Linked DNA regions of Homo sapiens: regions 2, 3 and 4 are each linked to region 1. A link is an interaction called in ENCODE POLR2A ChIA-PET data of the cell type or tissue named here. Cell type or tissue: GM12878. All regions are shown on one strand. Each heading gives the region's core, and the rest is flanking DNA. Links, peaks and the distances in the headings are about the cores only.

Region 1 (4,459 bases), core at 336-4,335:
TTCTCGCAGGGCCTGGGGCAGGACTGGCCATACTGAGTGGACGAACCAAATCCTTCGGAGAGGACCTTGATTCTCTTAGCAAGCTGTGGTCCCTCTCTCTCTCAGGCATCGCTATCTGATAGGGATTTTTTCTTTTATTTAATCACCTGGCATTTGGTCCACACCTTTTTTGTGGTGGGCACCTCTTAGGGGCCAGGGACACAGGAAGGATCAGACACGGTGCTGCTTGAAAGAAGTCTCTGTGAAGTGGGAGACACACAGGCTTAGATGTGCACAACTGTGGACAAGTGCTCTGATAGAAGCAGGTGATCTGACAGGTGAGGGCTGTGGAGGGAGTGGGGGAAGGCTTCCCTGAGGAGGTGACATGTGAGCTGAGTGTGGAAGGTCTAGGAGGAGACAGCCAAGTTGGGATGGGGATGTCAGTCTGCTCGGGCTGCCATAACAAAACGCCATAGACTGGGTGGCTTAAAACACAGGAAATTATTTCCACGGTTCTGGAGGCAAATGTCGGGGGTCACATGCCAGCTCGGTGGAGTGCTGGTGAGGGCTCCCCTCCTGGCCTGCAGACAGCTGCCTTCTCATTATATCCTCACATGGTGGTGAGGGTGCACAGGGAGAGAGCTCTCTGGGGTCTCTTTTTGTCAGGATGCTAATCCCATCCTGGGGGCCTCACCGTCATGACCTCCTCTAACCCTAATCACCTCCCAAAGGCCCCGCCTCCTAATACTATCCCACGGAGGGGTTAGGGCATCAACATAAGAATTTGGAGGGGGCCACAGTTCAGTCCACAGCAGGATGTGTGTGTGTGGAGTGAAGCAGGTACTTCAGGCTGAAGGAATGCCTGGGCAAAGGCAAGGAGACAGGACTCGGTGCCACCAGTCAGGGAACTAGAAGCAACTCAATATGTTGAGGAAGCAGGGCAGGCTCTCGGGGCTGGGATGAGAGATGAGGCTGGAGTGACCCATGTGCCATGCAAAGGCTTTTGAGTTTTAACTCGAGGCCCTGTGCTTCCCCAGACTGACCGGGCCTCAACATCACCTGGGAATCCTGGAAGGAAACAGGTTCCTGGGCCTTGCTCCAACCTAAGGAACCCGAATCTGCATAGGTGAGGCCTCAGAATCAGCCTTCCCAGCAGCGCGGTGGGGAGTACAGGGGAGCCGCGGGAGGGTTTTGGGAGGGGGGAAGCAGCTACATGGTAGACCCTGCACGCGCCCTCGCTCCTCTGCTGGAGGAAGTGATGAGGGCAGGCCTGGGGCTGGCAATGGGATCCTCAGCAGTTGCTGCTCAGATCAGTTGCCTCCTTGGACCATGTTCCCATGAGCAAGACAGGAGCCACCAGGAAATGCAGGTTTCCATTTGGACAAGCTCCTTTAGGCTGGACAGTCGAGGGATGGTAGAAGTGTGCCCCCACCCCATTTCTGCCCCACTTTGCTCTAATGGTGTGAGTTGGAAGGACCATCTCCCTCACTTTTCCCTTCATCCTGAGTGAAACCTGGTTTCCACAGCTCACATGGCGCCGTATTTCCAACGTTCAGAGCACATTGGAAAGTTGGGAGGAAGGATGAGGCTTGTGTTTTCACTCACAGTAAGTCAAAGGGGCTTCTTGGGATGGTCCATTTCCCTAGTTGTTCAGCAGAGGAAGGGGCTTTGTGATCACTGTTTACATTGTATTTGTTTTCCTCCTAGAACTCCCTCCAGAAGATGATAATGAAAGTGTCTGACGCATAAGGAAATAAATAAGATGGTTATGTGCCCAGCTCAAGGGCTAAGGTGTTGGTCAAGACCACACCCGAGGGGCTGCCAGTCACAGGGTGGGGTCCAAGCTCCTCACCAGACCCAACCTCCCCTGCTCTGCAACCTCATCCTTCCCCTGTCTTTCCTGGGTTAAATTTTACACTTAGTAACACTGAAACCAGGCAGTTTCACACCTCCGAGCCTGCATCTATGCTCATCTCTTTACCTGAAACGTCTTCTCTCACCCCTCCCCCTCTGTCTGGCTAATTCCTGCTCATTCTCCAAGACCCAGTTCTCCGTGGTACCCCTTCTCACCCAACACACACCCCTCAATCTAGCCTTTTCTGTGAGCAACCTACACCACCTTATGCTGACCTGGTTGGGAGCACATATATAGAAAGTTTGTGTGCCTGCCCCTCCCCAACTCCCCAGTTCCTCAAAAGTAGGGTCTGTGGTGCTAAATTTTGTCTCTGCAGTCTCTGACATATCTAGGAGCTCAACATATATCTGCTAAATCAAACAGAATCCAGATGAACAAGAATGCCCTCGACATGTAGATGTCACAATTCAACAGCATTCTAAGGGTTTGCTCGTGCTCATGGGTATCTTTAGGACAGGTGGCTTTTAAGGCCTCAATATAGATGTAACACCCTACTCCCCTCGCACAAAAAACAAAAAAACAAAAAAAACTTTAACCCAAATAAACTGAAAGTGATTATTTGCATCTCAAAAGATTGGGGGGAGGCAGGTTTTCTTTAAACATTAAACCTTTGCTGGAACTTTCAGAAACTTTCCTTATAGATCATTAACTTCTGGGGGAGGGTGGGAGCAGAAGCCGTGGAGTCTGAATTCAGAGGTGCCTCTATAAAAGAGGAAGCAAGGCAGAAAATCTTGGAACCAGACAGAGCTGGGTTCAGATTCTAGCTATACTAGCTGTGTGGCCTTGGGCAAGCTACTTAACCTCTCTGCAGCTCGATTTCTTTATCACTAAAGTGGAGATACACTATACCTATTTTGCATGGTTGTTGTAAAGATGCAAAAGATCCTATGTGGGGTACCTTAGCTCATAGGATGCCCCCAATAATAGTAACAGTGTTGCTGCTGTCAGGCTTAACACTGGGCATGCAGGAGAAGAAGGAGTCTTGAGGGGCTTTTAACTTAGACGGCAGGAATAAGAAAGCCAGGAAGGGCCAAGCCACTGTGCCAGCACATTTTCAGTATCACAGCACTTCATGATTTTTTTCACAAATCTTTTGATTTTTTTTTAAACTAAATCTTTCCATGTTGAACAGGCAGATGCTGGCGACAGCACTGTGCAGTGTACTGGCATGAGGGCCTGGACTCTAGGAGGCTGGACTACAGCTTACCCAGCTGTGGATCCTGGGGCGTTCACTTACACTCAGTGTCTATAGAAAGGAGACAATAGGCCAGGCGTGGTGGCTCACACTTGTAATCCCAGCACTTTGGGAGGCCCAGGCGGGCAGATCATGAGGTCAGGAGATCGATGCCATCAAGGCTAACACGGTGAAACCCCATCTATACTAAAAATACAAAAAATTAGCCAGGCACGGTGGTGGGCACCTGTATTCCCAGCTACTTGGGAGGCCGAGGCAGGAGAATGGCGTGAACCTGGGAGGCGGAGCTTGCAGTGAGCCGAGATAGCGCCACAGCACTCCAGCCTGGGTGAAAGAGCGAGACTCCGTCTCAAAAAAAAAAAAAAAAAAAAAAAAAGAAAAGGAGACAATAGCCACTGCCTACTTCTTAAGGCTGAAATACGAGATAATGAATTTAAACTGCTTAGCCAATGCCTGGTGCCAGTATGCCCACTGCAAATAGTGCAGGCACCACTCTGTGAAGCGATCAATACTAAAAAGCAAAAGCAGTCAATGCTTTGTTAAAGGAACTTCTTGTTCTGGGAACATGGTGAGTTTCGGGGAGGGAAGAGGCCACCCAGGACCCTGGAGACCACCTGTCACCAGAGCTGTGTAACTGCTACAGGAGAGGTGTCCCAATCCAGACCACAAGAAAGGGTTCTTGCATCTCTCGCAAGAAAGAATTCAGGGCAAGGCTGGGCGTGGTGGCTCATGCCTGTAATCCCAAACTTTGGGAGGCCGAGGCAGGTGGATCACTTGAGGCCAGGAGTTCGAGACCATCCTGGGCAACATGGTGAAACCCCATCTCTACTAAAAATACAAAAAGTAGCCAGGCGTGGTGGTGCATGTCTATAGCCCCAGCTACTCAGGAGGCTGAGGTGGGAGAATCCATCGCCCCACTGCCCTCCAGCCTGGGCAACAGAGCAAGACTCTGTCTCAAAAAAAAAAAAAAAAAAAAAAAAGCAAGGTGCGTTCACAGTGCAAAGCAAAAGCAAGTTTAGTAAGAAAGTAAAGTGGTGAAAGTACAGCTACTCCATAGACAGAGGAGGGAGTTCTGGAAAGTACGAGGAGGAACGCATCCACCCTGGGTACAATACTCGCTTACACAGGATAAAAAAGGATCATGGGGAGATGTGCTGTGCTACAAGGGTTTGTGATAAAGGATTAATTTTCTTAGTTACTATATTTTGCAATAATCGATATTATTAACTTTAAAGCATAATTACAAATGAGTCTGTTCTCAAGATATCAGGATATCAGGACACTCCTAAGTCTGGGTCTGTTTAGCAAACGTTATTAATTTGTTCTCTTAACCGTAAATATCTAGAAGCTGGGTATAGCTAACTCACTGG
Region 2 (4,459 bases), core at 289-4,288, 61 kb before region 1:
TGGCACGATCTCAGCTCACTGCAACCTCTGCCTCCCAGGTTCAAGCAATTCTCCTGCCTCAGCCTCCTGAGTAGCTGGGATTACACACGCCCACCACCACACCCAGCTAATTTTTGTATTATTAGTAGAGATGGGGTTTGACCATGTTGGCCATGCTGGTCTCAAACTCCTGACCTTACCTCAGGTGACCTGCCTGCCTCGGGCTCCCAAAGTGTTGGGATTACAGGTGTGAGCCACGGTGCCTGGCTAATACTTAATTTCATTGATACTTTGGATAGGTATAAGATACGGTTTTCATGAAAATATTCAGAGTGAAGAAACTTTTCGTACACTACACACAATATTTTCTTCACATAGTAAAAAAAAAAAAAAATGATGCCACTTAATAGGAAGGAAAATAAAACATCTACCTAAATATCTCATTGATAAGTAGCATTTGTATTTCTACTTGTTCCTCTCCTGTGGGCTCCTCAGGCCTCTCTCTAAATACTTTTTAGTTGCTTCTGAATAATACCCCAGAACATCTTTCTTTTAAAGGTAGAATTGTACTACTTGTAACTATTTTATCCTTACCAGGAATCTTCTCAAACGAAGTAAATATCTCCCAAAGTAGAATGTTGAAGTCTACACAACACATTTCATAGCTGGTATAGAAAAGACTGAATCACTGAAGAAAATTAGGCAGAAACTCTAAGATCTGTTATATAGTCTTCTCACTTATGAATATTAGACTAATTCTGTTTCCTTTCTCAACTGAAAAAGTTGATATTTGAAATTAATTTTTAAATCTGTCATTAAACTTTCTATTGCAGAAAGTAGTATTTCTTACCTAAAGAGCAAAATACTTAGCTCTTCTCAATTTAATCAACCCTTCTTCCAGTAAGAATTTTAAAAGCACCATCTTAGTGAAAGGCACGTTTTCACATTGAGAACTAGAATGTGGGCTTTGGAGTTAGGACTAGGTTAATTTAGCCACTTACTAATTATGTTACCCTGAGAAAGTGACTAGATTTCTTTGATTTAAAATTAGTAAAATTGAGAGAATAATTCCCACCTCATAAGTTTATTATAAAGATTAAGTTGTGTAAATACACTATAACTGGTGTTAATTGGTATTGATATCCTCTCCACCATCTGTGATGAAAGCGTGAAAAAACTCACATGCAAAATATTAGGGAAGGGATTTTCATTATAGATGTGGAAGAATTTAAAATAATTATGAGTAAATGTCTAGATAAAATGGACCATTTATTTTTAGGAAATTAGAAATTAACAAGATAAATGCAAGAAGGCAGACACTCTAAATTATGGACTAAGAACTATTGCAGGAATAGGGAAAGTTGTCTTTGAAGTGTCAGACCACAGTTTTTTCACAAGTGAAACTTTGTAAAACCTTTCAAACCTTCAAGGAATGGTTTGTGCCATTTAAACCGTTTGGAAACGTAGAAGGAAAGCATCTTATTTCTCTTTACAAAACTAGCATAATTCTGAAAAATATCACACTCAATAAAGCTGTAGTCTAATGTTACTTATTAATATACATACAAAAATTCTTTAAAAAAATTGATACAAGATAATTATACATATTTATAGGGTACATAGTGATGTTCTGTATATGTGATCAGATCAAAGTAATTAGGATATCCATCTCAAACATTTATCATTTGTGTTGGTAACACTCACTATCCTTCTAGCTATTTGAAACTGTATATTATTGTTAACTGTAGTCATCCTACTGTGGTATAGAACACTAGAACTTATTGCTCCTATCTAGATGTAATTTTGAATCCTTTAACAAATCTCTCCCTATCCTTCTCTCCCCTATGCTTCCCAGCTTCTTGTAACCTCTGTTGGACTTTGTACTTCTATGAGATTAACATTTTTAGCTTCTACATATGAGTGAGACCATGTGGTGTTTAACTTTCTGTGCCTGGCTTATTTCACATAATGTAATGTACTCCAGTTCCATCTGTTTTGCTGGGAATTACAGGATTTCATTCTTTTTTATGGCTGAATAGTATGCCATTGTGTATATACACCACATTTTCTTTATCCATTTATCTGTGGTTGGACACTTATGTTGATTTTTTTATCTTGGCTATTGTGAATAGTGCTGCAGTAAACATGGGACTGCAGATGTCTCTTTGTTATACTGATTTCTTTTTCTTTGGACTGAAATGCCAAGTAGTGGAATTGCTAGATCACGTGGTAGTTCCTATATGCAGCTTTCTGAGGAACCTCCATACTGCTCTCCATAGTGACTATACTAGTTTACATTCCCACCAACATTATAAAAAGTCTTAATAAAATGTTTGCAGCTAGAACTGAGCAGTATATTAAAAGAATAATATACCATGACTAAGATATTTTAGTAATGCAAAAAATAATTCAGTGTTAGGAATCCTTAAAAATTAAATGTTACCATATCACTAAACCAAAGGAGAAAAGCCATGTGGTCAGCTCTGTAGGTGCCAAGGAGATGTTTGTTAATTTTTTAAGAAAGAATATAAGAATACTTCCTAAGTATAGCAAAATACTATACACACATGTGCGTATAATATGTCACTCTGTATCTTAGACCAATGACTAGAATCACGATTAAAGGTAAAAAAAATTTTTAAGTTGTTGGCCTAGACTTTCTAAGGCCCCTTTAGCTCTTTACATTCTATTAGTCTGATAGAGCTATTTGCAAATATGTCATGTGTTGGCAGACATTATGTCATTTTGAACCTGATACCAACTCCGAAAGAAAGGAAACAGGTGTTATTCTCATTTTGCTTGCGCAAGGTCACATGACAGTAAGTAGCAAAACCAGAATTTTGACTCTAGATTCATTCCTTTTTTTAACTCTAAAAAGTTATTTCCTACAAGGCAGCGTGCTATAATGTTGTGATCCTCAAATTTTGGTGTGTATCTGAATTACTTTGGATGCTTGCTTTAAAATGCATTATCTTGGGTTTTACCTTCAGTCTAATTGAGTAGGATTAGGGCGATCCAAAATTTGCATTTTTACCATGTCTTCTGCTAAAGGTGATTCACTGAGGACACATTAAGTGCATGCAAACAACAGATGTTGTAAACAGATGTGGTGTTGAGCAAATATAGAGACAAATAAAAGTAGATTTGAATACTACTTCCTCCTACTGAACTATTTGTAAAATCTTAGCAGTCAAGTGATGAATGGTACATAGGCAATAAAGCATACTGGGTGAGAGTGTGGGCTTTGGATCAATGAATCTTGGGCATGTTGCCTGATGATAATGGTACTCACTTCATAAGGAGGTTTTAAGGACATATGTGTAAGTTTTCATAGAGAGGAATGAGAAAGCAGAGCAGAGACAGTCAAGTGTTAGTTATACTTCAGTGGAAGTCTCAATACAGGTACATGCGTGCGCACACCCACAAAGCACATCAAGAAAGGGGACCCAGGAGTTCCCCACCAACAAAAAGATTTTGTTTCTCCCATCAGCTTTTATTCTGCTGAAAGTCATTAGAGACTATTGAAATTTTTTATTTTTAATTATATCTCAAAGTGGATTGATACTGCAGTTGGTGAAGTAGATTCCACAGTAAATATGTGAGTAGGTGTTTCAGAAGTACTGACTTTGATTTTTTGGTAGCATTTGAGATAATACAGGTTTTACTCTACTTCTAAAAATATTTTATTTAAAAGAAAAATGAAATGAAGGTTTATATAAAAAGGCATCACAGTTTTGGACTGTTTTACTCTGATATTTAGAATTGTTTCAGATGGATTTTTTAGATCTGATATGTTTTACTGGTGTAGAATATTGGCAGGCTGTATGAAGAAAACGTGGAAGAGATTTTGGCTTTCCTTCTCTCTGTGCCTATCTCCTATTATATTTCTTCTCACTCCCTTTTTAGGTTTGTTAACTAACCATAATATGGAATACATATTGTTATTTCTCACATTTCTAGAATACATCTTTGTGATCTGCATTTATTTTATATTCAATTCTGATTACTATATTCTGTATTATAGCTGCTTAAAGATGTACTCCAATCTTATTTCCATTTTTAAATGACTATAATTTTAGCTTATGTTTATCACTTTTTTCAGTTCAATTAAGAAAAAAGTTTCTGCCCATATGTATGTACTACCTGAAGCTTTCATAAAATGAGCACTTGAGACACTGTGTAAAATGTATAGAATCCTGGCCAGGCATGGTAACTGACACCTGTAATCTCAGCATTTTGGGATGCCAAGTTGGGAGGATCACTTAAGGCCTGGAGTTCGAGACTAGCTTGGGCAACATAGTGAGACCTCATCTCTAAAAAATTATTTTTTAATTAGGCAAGTGTCGTGGTACACACCTGTATTTCTAGCTACTTGGGAGGCTGAGGCAGGAGGATCACTTGAGCCCAGGAGTTCAAAGTTACAGTGAGTTATTATTGTACCAATGTACTCCTGCGTGGGCAACAGATTGAGACCCTGTGT
Region 3 (4,459 bases), core at 122-4,121, 230 kb after region 1:
GGGGTGCCTCTGCAGAGAAAATATTGCCTCAGCTGAGACCTGAGGTAGGTAGGAAACTGACCCAGGCAGGGGGAAAGGGACAACAGTGATCTCTGCAATGAGAACAGCAGGAGCAAAGGCCTGGATGAGACAGCATCCCCACCTCACTAAGGCACTAGAAGATCATCAGCTTAAGGAAACCAGCGATTCTAAAGACGCCTGCCCAGTAGGTCTCAACCCTGGCTGCACATTAGAATTACCTGGAAGCTTGAAAAAAATGCAGCAGTCTAGTCCCCCATCCCTAGAGGTTCTGATTCCCTGGGTCTGGGGAAGGTCATGGACACTGGCATTTAAAAAGTTCCCAAGCTCCCCATATGAGGCTAACCTGCAGCCTGGGCTGAGGACGCTACCACTGGTTTGTTTACTGAGGTTTGCTAATTACAGGCTGGTCTTATTCAAGGGAGTGAGGGGTTGAAGCTGCTGAGTATAGTGGGAAGAAGGGAACAGCAGGTCTTTAAAATGAGTCTGCTTTGCATCCCTGAACTGACTGAGCCAGTGGCACTCTCTACAGAGAGCCAGCTTCTCCCCATTTCCCCTCCTCTCCATCTCTTTGTTCCCACTGCCACCACCTTGTGCTGGCCCCTTGCCTCTCCAGGGATCGCCCAACCAGGCCCCTGCTGCTCAGGCAGTCAGCATGACCTTGACCCAAGGCACAGACAGGTTCCTGCGGCTCCTGGCCTGGATGGGATACGCCCACCTCCCACAGGCTCCTGAGAGAGCACATGGCCGTAATCCTCCAGCCTCACACCTGCTACCCCTCGCTTCACAACTTCTTCTACCCTGAGAAACCCCACACTTGTCATTCCCTCCCCACCTTCATTTCCCTTCCTGGAATGTCCTCTCTGCCTTCTCTACCTGAATTCCCTGTGTTCCTTCAAGAGGCTCAGGCGACAGACCCTGTAGGTGAATTCAGTGCATTCTCTGCACACCCAGCCCGCACTGCCTGCCCACATGCCTGCGTGGGAATGGTTAAGACCAGATTTCTCCAGCAGCCTTCAGCCTTTGCTTCCCAGGCCTAGTGGCCCCCAGCACAGAGCAGGCGCTCAGGGAAGGTGAATTAATGAGTGCAGCTGAGGTAAGGGCAGCGGCCAGGGCCTGCCTGCAGATATTCATGCCATTTGGGCTGCTCTCCTGTTTTGAAATGAGGAAATTGTGGGCCGGGCGTGGTGGCTCACGCCTGTAATCTCAGCACTTTGGGAGGCCAAGGCGGGCAGATCACCTGAGGTCGGGAGTTCGAGAACAGCCTGACCAACATGGAGAAACCCCGTCTCCACTAAAAATACAAAATTAGCTGGCGTGGTGGCGCATGCCTGTAATCCCAGCTACTTGGGAGGCTGAGGCAGGAGAATTGCTTGAACCCAGGAGGCAGAGGTTGCAGTGAGCCGAGATCGTGCCATTGCACTCCAGCCTGGGTGACAAGAGTGAAACTCCGTCTCAAAAAAAAAAAAAAAAAAAAGAGGAAATTGTGGTTCCCCCAGAAGAAGAGAGACTTGTCAAAGGTCATTCTGTAAATGACAGAGTTGGCATTTATTAAGTCTCAGGTTTGAGATTGTTGCCTCCAGGGTTTTTCCGGCTTTGTGTTGACAATGCCAGATTTTCAAGGCGGGGTGGAGGAGCGTGGGAATTAGGGGAAGCTGCTATGTGACCCGCATCTTTCCTCTGTCTTCCACCCAAGTGTCCTTGTGCCCCCAGCTACTTTCTCCAATTTGCCTGATTTCATCCTGGGTGTTTTGTGTTTGGCTTTCACTACTGACTTCTCCTGTGGGCCCCCTGACAGTGACCGTGACTCTTAAACAGCCTTGTGGTTTCACAGTGCCATCCCTGCCAGGCGCTAGTTTCTTCAGAGCCTTGGTCCCCCAGCTTGGGAGCCTGGGGATGGGTGTGCCCCATGGGAGGGGCAGGCAAGGACAGAGAGCAGCGAGACTGTAGTGGGGTGTTTCTGCCTGTGTGTCCCTGGGTGTCTGCATCTGCGTGGCAGCAGCCCAGCATGAGGCTGAGGGTGAGGGAGGCATGCCCGGGCATGTCTGCTGGGGCAGGCTGGCCAGGTTCCTGAGAAGACCAAGGAGATCCTTGGGAGAGGTGACTGGATCTGAGGCATGGAGAGAACGCCCGAGTCGGGAGGGAGGCGAGCCGGAGCAGGGATGGGTATTGATGAGGAGGCTGTAATGGGGGTGGCTGGTAGTAGTGGTGGGTAGCATTTATTGACTACTTACCAGATGCCTGGCACTGGGCTTAGGTCTTTTACATATATTGGATCGTTTAGTCCTTAGAACAACACCATGAAGTGAGATTTATCTCCGCTTTTCAGATTTTACATTTTGCAGTTTACAGATAAGGAAACTGAGGCTCACGTCACCAGTCATCATTGGAGTCCCTGCCTGTCTGAGCCTCTGACTACTGTCCTCTCTGGAGAACTTGAGAGCCCTTGTGGGGACATCTGGAACTGCTGGGTGGGGTTCTAGGGGTGGGGGAGCTGCAGCGGTGTGGTTCAGAGCCAGGCAAATATGGATTTCTATTGTTTTTGTGTCTCAGACTGGCAGGGTCTAAGAAGCCTTGGGTAACTTTTATAGATCTTTAAAAAACTGAATTGTTTTCACCCTGGATTCCAAGATAATAAACTTTCTTTAGCCTTTGTTCATAAGGAGGTGCAGCTTTCTCTAAAAGACTCCTTCAGAATGCTGCCTGTGATGGCTCCTCTGGGCCATACTACTACGAACCGGCATAAAAACTACAGCTCAAACCCTCCTGGGTCAAATTACAGAAGAAAACAATTCCTGGAGTGTCATAGTTGGCCACAAGCTGAACATGAGTAAGCAGCAGAGATGCTGATTTATAAGAAAAAGCTGATTTGTGACAGTGTGATCTGCAAAAGAGGGAACTGTCCTCCGCCTGCAATTTGTGTAAGGCCGAGTGACTTCCTCTGAGTTGTTCCCAAGGCTTTATTTCTAGACCGCTTGTTAGGAACGCAGAACCCCTTGCCTTGCAGAATTACTGTGGGAATGGAGGCACAGTTCTGAAGCTAGCTTGGAAATGCCCACCTATAGCTCAGAACCTCATATTTATGAGAAAACAATAGGAGAAAGCAATTCAGCTGTGATGTGCAGCTGATTTTCACCATTCCTTTGCTATGACCAGGAAATGCCCCATTGGACACTTTGTGAAGGGAGCGATGATGTCATGGCCAGAGGCACAGCTTCTTTTAATATTCAGGTTGTTAGTATTTGGCGAAGCCTGCCTCTTTCCACCCCCAACCCCTACTGGATTTTTCTGGAAGGCTTTTAGCTCTTCCCTCAATTGTGCGCACGTGTGCACACACACACAGAGACACACACACGGACATACCCCCCACAGACAGACACAAACATATCATATACATAGAGACACACACACAGACACACTACACACATAGACACACCACACACACAAAGACACACCACAGACACACAGACACTCCACACACAGACACACCACAGACACACAGACACACCACACACATACCACACAGATAGACACACCACACAGACACACCACAGACACACAGACACACCACACACACAGACACACCACAGACACACAGACACACCACACACACAGACATACGCCACACACACAGACACACATCACACACAGACACACCACAGACACATAGACACACCACACACAGAGACATACGCCACACACACAGACACACATCACACACAGACACACCACAGACACATAGACACACCACACACACACAGAGACACGGAGCACGCACACAGACAGCGGGGCCTGCCTTGAGCAGCTCCTCACCTCTGTGGATGCGTGACCACTTCCCTCACCCCAGTGTCTCTGACTCCCAGGGTGAGATGCTCCTTCACACACTGTCCTAAAGTCTGACAACAACAATATGCCAATGGTTAGTCCTGCCTCCAAAATACACCTCCCTTCAGATTGTATTTCCATCCTTCTAGGGCCTTCCGTCTTCTTCGCCAACCCCGAGTCATTGCTTCTCATCCACACAAGGTGATCACCTATGGGACTCTTTGTTTTTGAGATGAAGTCTTGTTCTGTCACCCAGGCTGGAGTGCAGTGGCGTGATCTCAACTCACTGCAACCTCTGCCTCCCGGGTTCAAGCAATTCTCTGCCTCAGCCTCCTGAGTAGCTGGGATTACAGGCACACAGCACCACGCCTGGCTAATTTTTGCATTTTTGCATTTTTAGTAGAGTCAGGGTTTCACCATGTTGGCCAGGCTGGTCGTGAACCCCTTGACCGCCTCGGCCTCCCACAGTGCTGGGATTACAGGCGTGAGCCACCACACCCCACCCGCCTATGGGACTCTTGATTCCCCACTGGCACCCCTGCGCCGACCCCAGGTTCCATTCCCCTCTTGGTAGCTGGAGTGAGCGCTGAACTGTCTGTCAGGCCATGCTGCTTCC
Region 4 (4,459 bases), core at 285-4,284, 100 kb before region 1:
AGTATTTGGTTCCAGTAGTTTGTTTGGTTTCACCTATTTAATAATCAACACAGTATTTAGCTGGCCCCATTATCTTAAAAAAATTTTCAGCCAAAGTTTATAAGTAGTTGCTATTTTTCTTATTTTAGTTTTTTAAACATTATATGCTATATTTTACTTCATTCTGAATTATAATGTCTTCCACCTTTCTCTTCTCATACTGTACTTTCTTGTTTATTCTTACTGACATGTTAACTTACTGGTATCATCAAATGATTAAGATGTGATTTAAAAAAAATGATCTGGTGGGTTCAGATATACTGGATTGCTATATAGCTTACTCCAAAAAAGCATTTATTAAATGATATCTACACAGTAGTTATAAAAAAAGAAAATTTATTAAGTGATATCTTCTGTGTCATAAAACAAGTCTCAATAAATATAGAAGGATTTAAGTCATGCAAAGTATATTTTCAGACAACAGTGGAATAGAAATCAATAACAGAGCTTCCATAGCCTAATGAAAGGCATCTATTAAAAAAAAAATAAAACCTCTACAATTATTATCATACTCAATGGTAAACACTGCATGCTTTCTCCCTAAGACTTGGCCCAAAAAAGGGTATTCACTTTTAACACCTGTATTCAACATTGTGCTGGAGATTATAGCCAGTGCGGTAAGGGAAGAAAAAGAAATAAAAGACATTCAGGGTAGAAACGAAGAAGTAAAACCAGTGGGGTTTTGCCAGTGACTTGATGATCTATGTAGAAAATCTAGTGAATCTATAGAATAGCTACTATAACTAACAAATGAGTTTAGCAAGGTTGCCAAATACAAGACCAATATGTAAAATCATTTGTCTAGATACTTGCAAGAACAATTGGAAATCAAAAAATGTTAAAGCAATGCTGTTTATAATATCATCAAAATATACAATGCTTAGTAATAATTCTGACAAAAGATGTGTAAGGCCTTTACATTGAAAACTACAAAACACTGCTGAGCAAAATTAAAGACTTGGATGAGAGAGATGCTATGTTCATGGGTATATTGCACACACCCAGTATTTTAAAGATACGTTGTTTCTTCCTGAGGTGATTTATAGATATAATACGTTCCAGCTCAGAAATCTCAGAAGACTTCTTTGTAAAATTGATAAGCAGATTTAAAAATTTATATGGAGGCCAGGCACGATGGCTCATGCCTGTAATCCCAGAAATTTGGGAGGCTGAGGCAGGTGGATCACTTGAGGCCAGGAGTTCAAGACCAGCCTGGCCAACATGATGAAACCCCATCTCGACTAAAATACAAAAATTAGCTGGGCTTCGTGGCACATGCCTGTAATCCCAGCTACTTGAGAGGCTGAAGCACAAGAATCACTTGAACCCAGGAGGTGGAGGTTGCAGTGAGCCGAGATCGCGCCACTGCACTGAGTGACAGAGCAAGACTCTGTCTCCAAAAAAAGAAAAGTATATGGAAAGGCAGAGGACCTAGAATAGCCAAAGCAACTTTGGAACATAAATTGAAGGATTAACATTACCTTATGAAAGCTTATTAAAGCTGCAGTAATCAAGAGAGTGTGGTAATAGTGTCATGGTAGGCAAATGATCAATGGACCAGAATAGAGTGTCCAAAAATAGACTAACATATTACGAACAACAGATATTTGATAAAGATATAAAGCAGATTAGTGGAGAAGGGTAGCATTTTCAACTAAGGATGCTGAAACAGTTGAATTCCATATACCAAAAAAAAAAAAAAATGAGCTTTCATCCATACTTCACAACATACAGTTCTAAATGTACCATAGATCTAAATGAAAACTGGAAACTACAAATTTCTAGAAGAAAATATAGAAGAAAGTCCTAATGACTTTGGGTTATGCAAAGATTTCTTAGAAATGACACCAAAAGCACCTCATCAAAATTAAAAAACGTATGCTCTTCAAAAGACATATTAAGAGAATGAAAAGAAAAGCAAGAGACTAGCAGAAAATATTTATAAAACATATCTGTTAAAGGTCTTATATTTAGAATATATAAAGAACTCCAATACTCAATAGAAGGAAAACAATCAACCCAACTTTTAAAAATGGGCAAAAGACCTGAACAGTTCTTCACAGATGTACAGGTGGCAAATTAGCATGTGATAAAATGCTCAATATCATTAGGCATTATGGAAATGCCAATTAAAACCACGGTAAGATAATACATTGTCTGTTAGAATGATTAAAAAAGACTAATCATACTAATGATGGAGGAGTAGGAACTCTCTTTTCTAATATGCTTTGGTGGAATATAAAATGTATAATGAATAAGCACATTTGAAAACAGTTTGGAAGTTTCTTAAAAGTGTACACCTGCCATATGGTCTAGCTATTACACTCCTAGGTATTTACCCAAGACAAGTGCAAATATATGTTCATATAAAGATTTCTACACAAATGTTCATAGCATCTAAACAACCCAAATGTCTATCAGTAGGTGAATGGATAAACAATTTGTGGTATATCCATACAATGAAACACTACTTAGCAATAAAAAGGAATAACTGATTGATAAATGTAACAATGTGGATAAACCTCAAATTAATTATGTGGAGAGAAAGCAGAAAAAAAAGGTACCTACTATATGATATCATTAACCTAAGACTCCAGAAAAAATGCAAACTAATAAATAGTGACAGAAAGGAGATCAGTGGTTGCTTGTGAATAGAGTGGGGTAGGGTAGGCTGGGAGGAAAGGATTACAAAGACACATGGGAAATTCTTGGGAGTCGTGGATATGTTCTTTGTCTTGATTATGCTGATGGTTTTGTAGACGTTTATGCAGTTTCAAAACTTATCAAATCGTACACCTTAAATATATACAGTTTATTGTATATCAACTTAGTCAGTAAAGCAGTTTTTAAAAATCCTAAGCATATTATTGTCAAACTGCTTGGAAATAAAGAGAAGAATCTTAAAAGCATCCAGAGAGAAAAGACACAAATTCTATACTTTAAGTATGTGCAATTTTTTTATGTCAGTTGTTTTTGAATAAACATTTTAAAATTAGTTTCAAAAAATTAGGGTGTTTAAGAATGCCTGTAGAGATGGTAAAGCTAAAGAAAATGTGGAAGTGGTTATCTCTGGTGCGGAGGGAAGGTTTTGGGATCAGGGAGGAATAGGGAATTCAAAGTTAATGGAAATGTTCAGCTTCTAAATATGGATAGTAGTTATAGATTCACTTTATTATTCATTTCTAACAGTCCAAATAAATTATATGCATTCTTTTGTATATATGATAAATTAAACAATTTTTGAAACTAAAGGTAACTTTTTATCTTTGGAAAAGACAAATGACCATCTTTTGGATGCTTTCAGTCAGAAACTAACAATACAGTTAGAATCTGTTACTCTATTAAGTAATAATAAGACAGAGGGGAGTCTCAATGCTTTGTTTTTGAAGGTTTTTAGAAAACAAAATACCTGAAATGTACTATCATCTCTAACAACAAAAAATTTTATAACATTCACAGCAAATATTTAAGTCTATAAGATTATCTCTCTCTGTGTTTCTCATCACTTTACAATCTTAGGCACTTGCTATTACATATTTATTTTAGAAAGCAGAAGTTTCAAAAATCGCTTTCTAAATATAAAATTAAATTATAATAGATAATATTTTTGAGCCTACATACACGGGAGATTTGGATATATCAGTCTCTTAAGAACCTCTCGTATATCCTGAAAAATTTACTTTAAATTACCCCAGTATGGGCTGCACACTGTGGCTTACACCTGTAATCCCAGCACTTTGGGAGGCCAAGGCAAGTGGATTGCCTGAGCCCAGGAGTTCAAGACCAGCCTGGGCAAAACAGTGAAACCTCATCTCTACAAAAAATACAAAACTTAGCTGGGCATGGTGGCACACACAGTAGTCCCAGCTACTCTGGAGGCTGAAGTGGGGAATCACTTGAGTCTGGGAAGTTGAGGCTTCAGTAAGCTGTGATCACACCCCTGCGCTCCAGCCTAGGCGATAGGACGAGACCATGTCTCAGAAAAAAAAAAAATGCTACCTCAGTATAATAATGTAAGTACTATCAGAAAGTAAGCGTTCTTGTCTCCGTCATCGTCTCTAATTTTATCTGTTGTACCAAATGTGCAAACTCTGAGTAATACTGACTTTAAAAATTTACAATTTCATTGTAAAAATGAAATTGCATCTTAACTCTCTCCTATTTACAAAACTCATATGTATATATATATGTGTATATATGTATATATGTGTATATATATGTATATATATGTGTGTATATATATAGTCGTTCCTTAGTATCTGTTGGAGATTGGTTCCAGGATCCTGTGGATAGCAAAATCCGTGGATGCTCAAGTCCCTTATAAAATGGCATACTATTGCATATAACCTGTACACATCCTCTTAAATACTTTAAATGATCTCTGGGTTACTTATAAAACCTAATACAATGTAAATGCTGT

Evidence for each region. Peaks named below come from ENCODE experiments on the same cell type or tissue, not always from the same donor. Only the 100,000 strongest peaks of a DNase experiment are listed, where the experiment ranks them.
Region 2: POLR2A ChIA-PET joins it to region 1 with 5 read pairs; 2 of 35 experiments call an interaction of 5 or more read pairs at or near these places.
Region 3: POLR2A ChIA-PET joins it to region 1 with 7 read pairs; 2 of 35 experiments call an interaction of 5 or more read pairs at or near these places.
Region 4: POLR2A ChIA-PET joins it to region 1 with 8 read pairs; 2 of 35 experiments call an interaction of 5 or more read pairs at or near these places.

Annotation. Positions count from the first base shown.
Region 1 is chr1:180,907,187-180,911,645 of GRCh38, forward strand. It overlaps LINC02816 (long intergenic non-protein coding RNA 2816), which reads left to right. Exons shown (of 4, transcript NR_185877.1): 2 at 1,017-1,105; 3 at 1,506-1,585; 4 at 1,687-4,459. Among named protein-coding and RNA genes, the nearest start is that of LINC02816, 2.8 kb to the left of the region's middle. In GM12878, for the core only: no CTCF peak of the experiment used is centred there; DNase peaks (open chromatin) are centred at 1,885, 2,155 and 2,465; H3K4me3 peaks cover 1,421 bases; H3K27ac peaks cover 772 bases.
Region 2 is chr1:180,846,499-180,850,957 of GRCh38, forward strand. All of the region lies in intron 11 of XPR1 (xenotropic and polytropic retrovirus receptor 1), which reads left to right. Among named protein-coding and RNA genes, the nearest start is that of LINC02816, 58 kb to the right of the region's middle. In GM12878, for the core only: no CTCF peak of the experiment used is centred there; no DNase peak of the experiment used is centred there.
Region 3 is chr1:181,133,097-181,137,555 of GRCh38, forward strand. No RefSeq gene overlaps it. Among named protein-coding and RNA genes, the nearest start is that of LINC01732, 39 kb to the right of the region's middle. RefSeq lists enhancers at 1,471-2,670, 1,838-2,257, 1,965-2,548, 2,868-2,917. In GM12878, for the core only: a CTCF peak has its summit at 2,471; a DNase peak (open chromatin) is centred at 1,735; H3K4me3 peaks cover 1,493 bases; H3K27ac peaks cover 3,655 bases.
Region 4 is chr1:180,806,561-180,811,019 of GRCh38, forward strand. The region is part of intron 6 of XPR1 (xenotropic and polytropic retrovirus receptor 1); the gene reads left to right. Among named protein-coding and RNA genes, the nearest start is that of LINC02816, 98 kb to the right of the region's middle. In GM12878, for the core only: no CTCF peak of the experiment used is centred there; no DNase peak of the experiment used is centred there.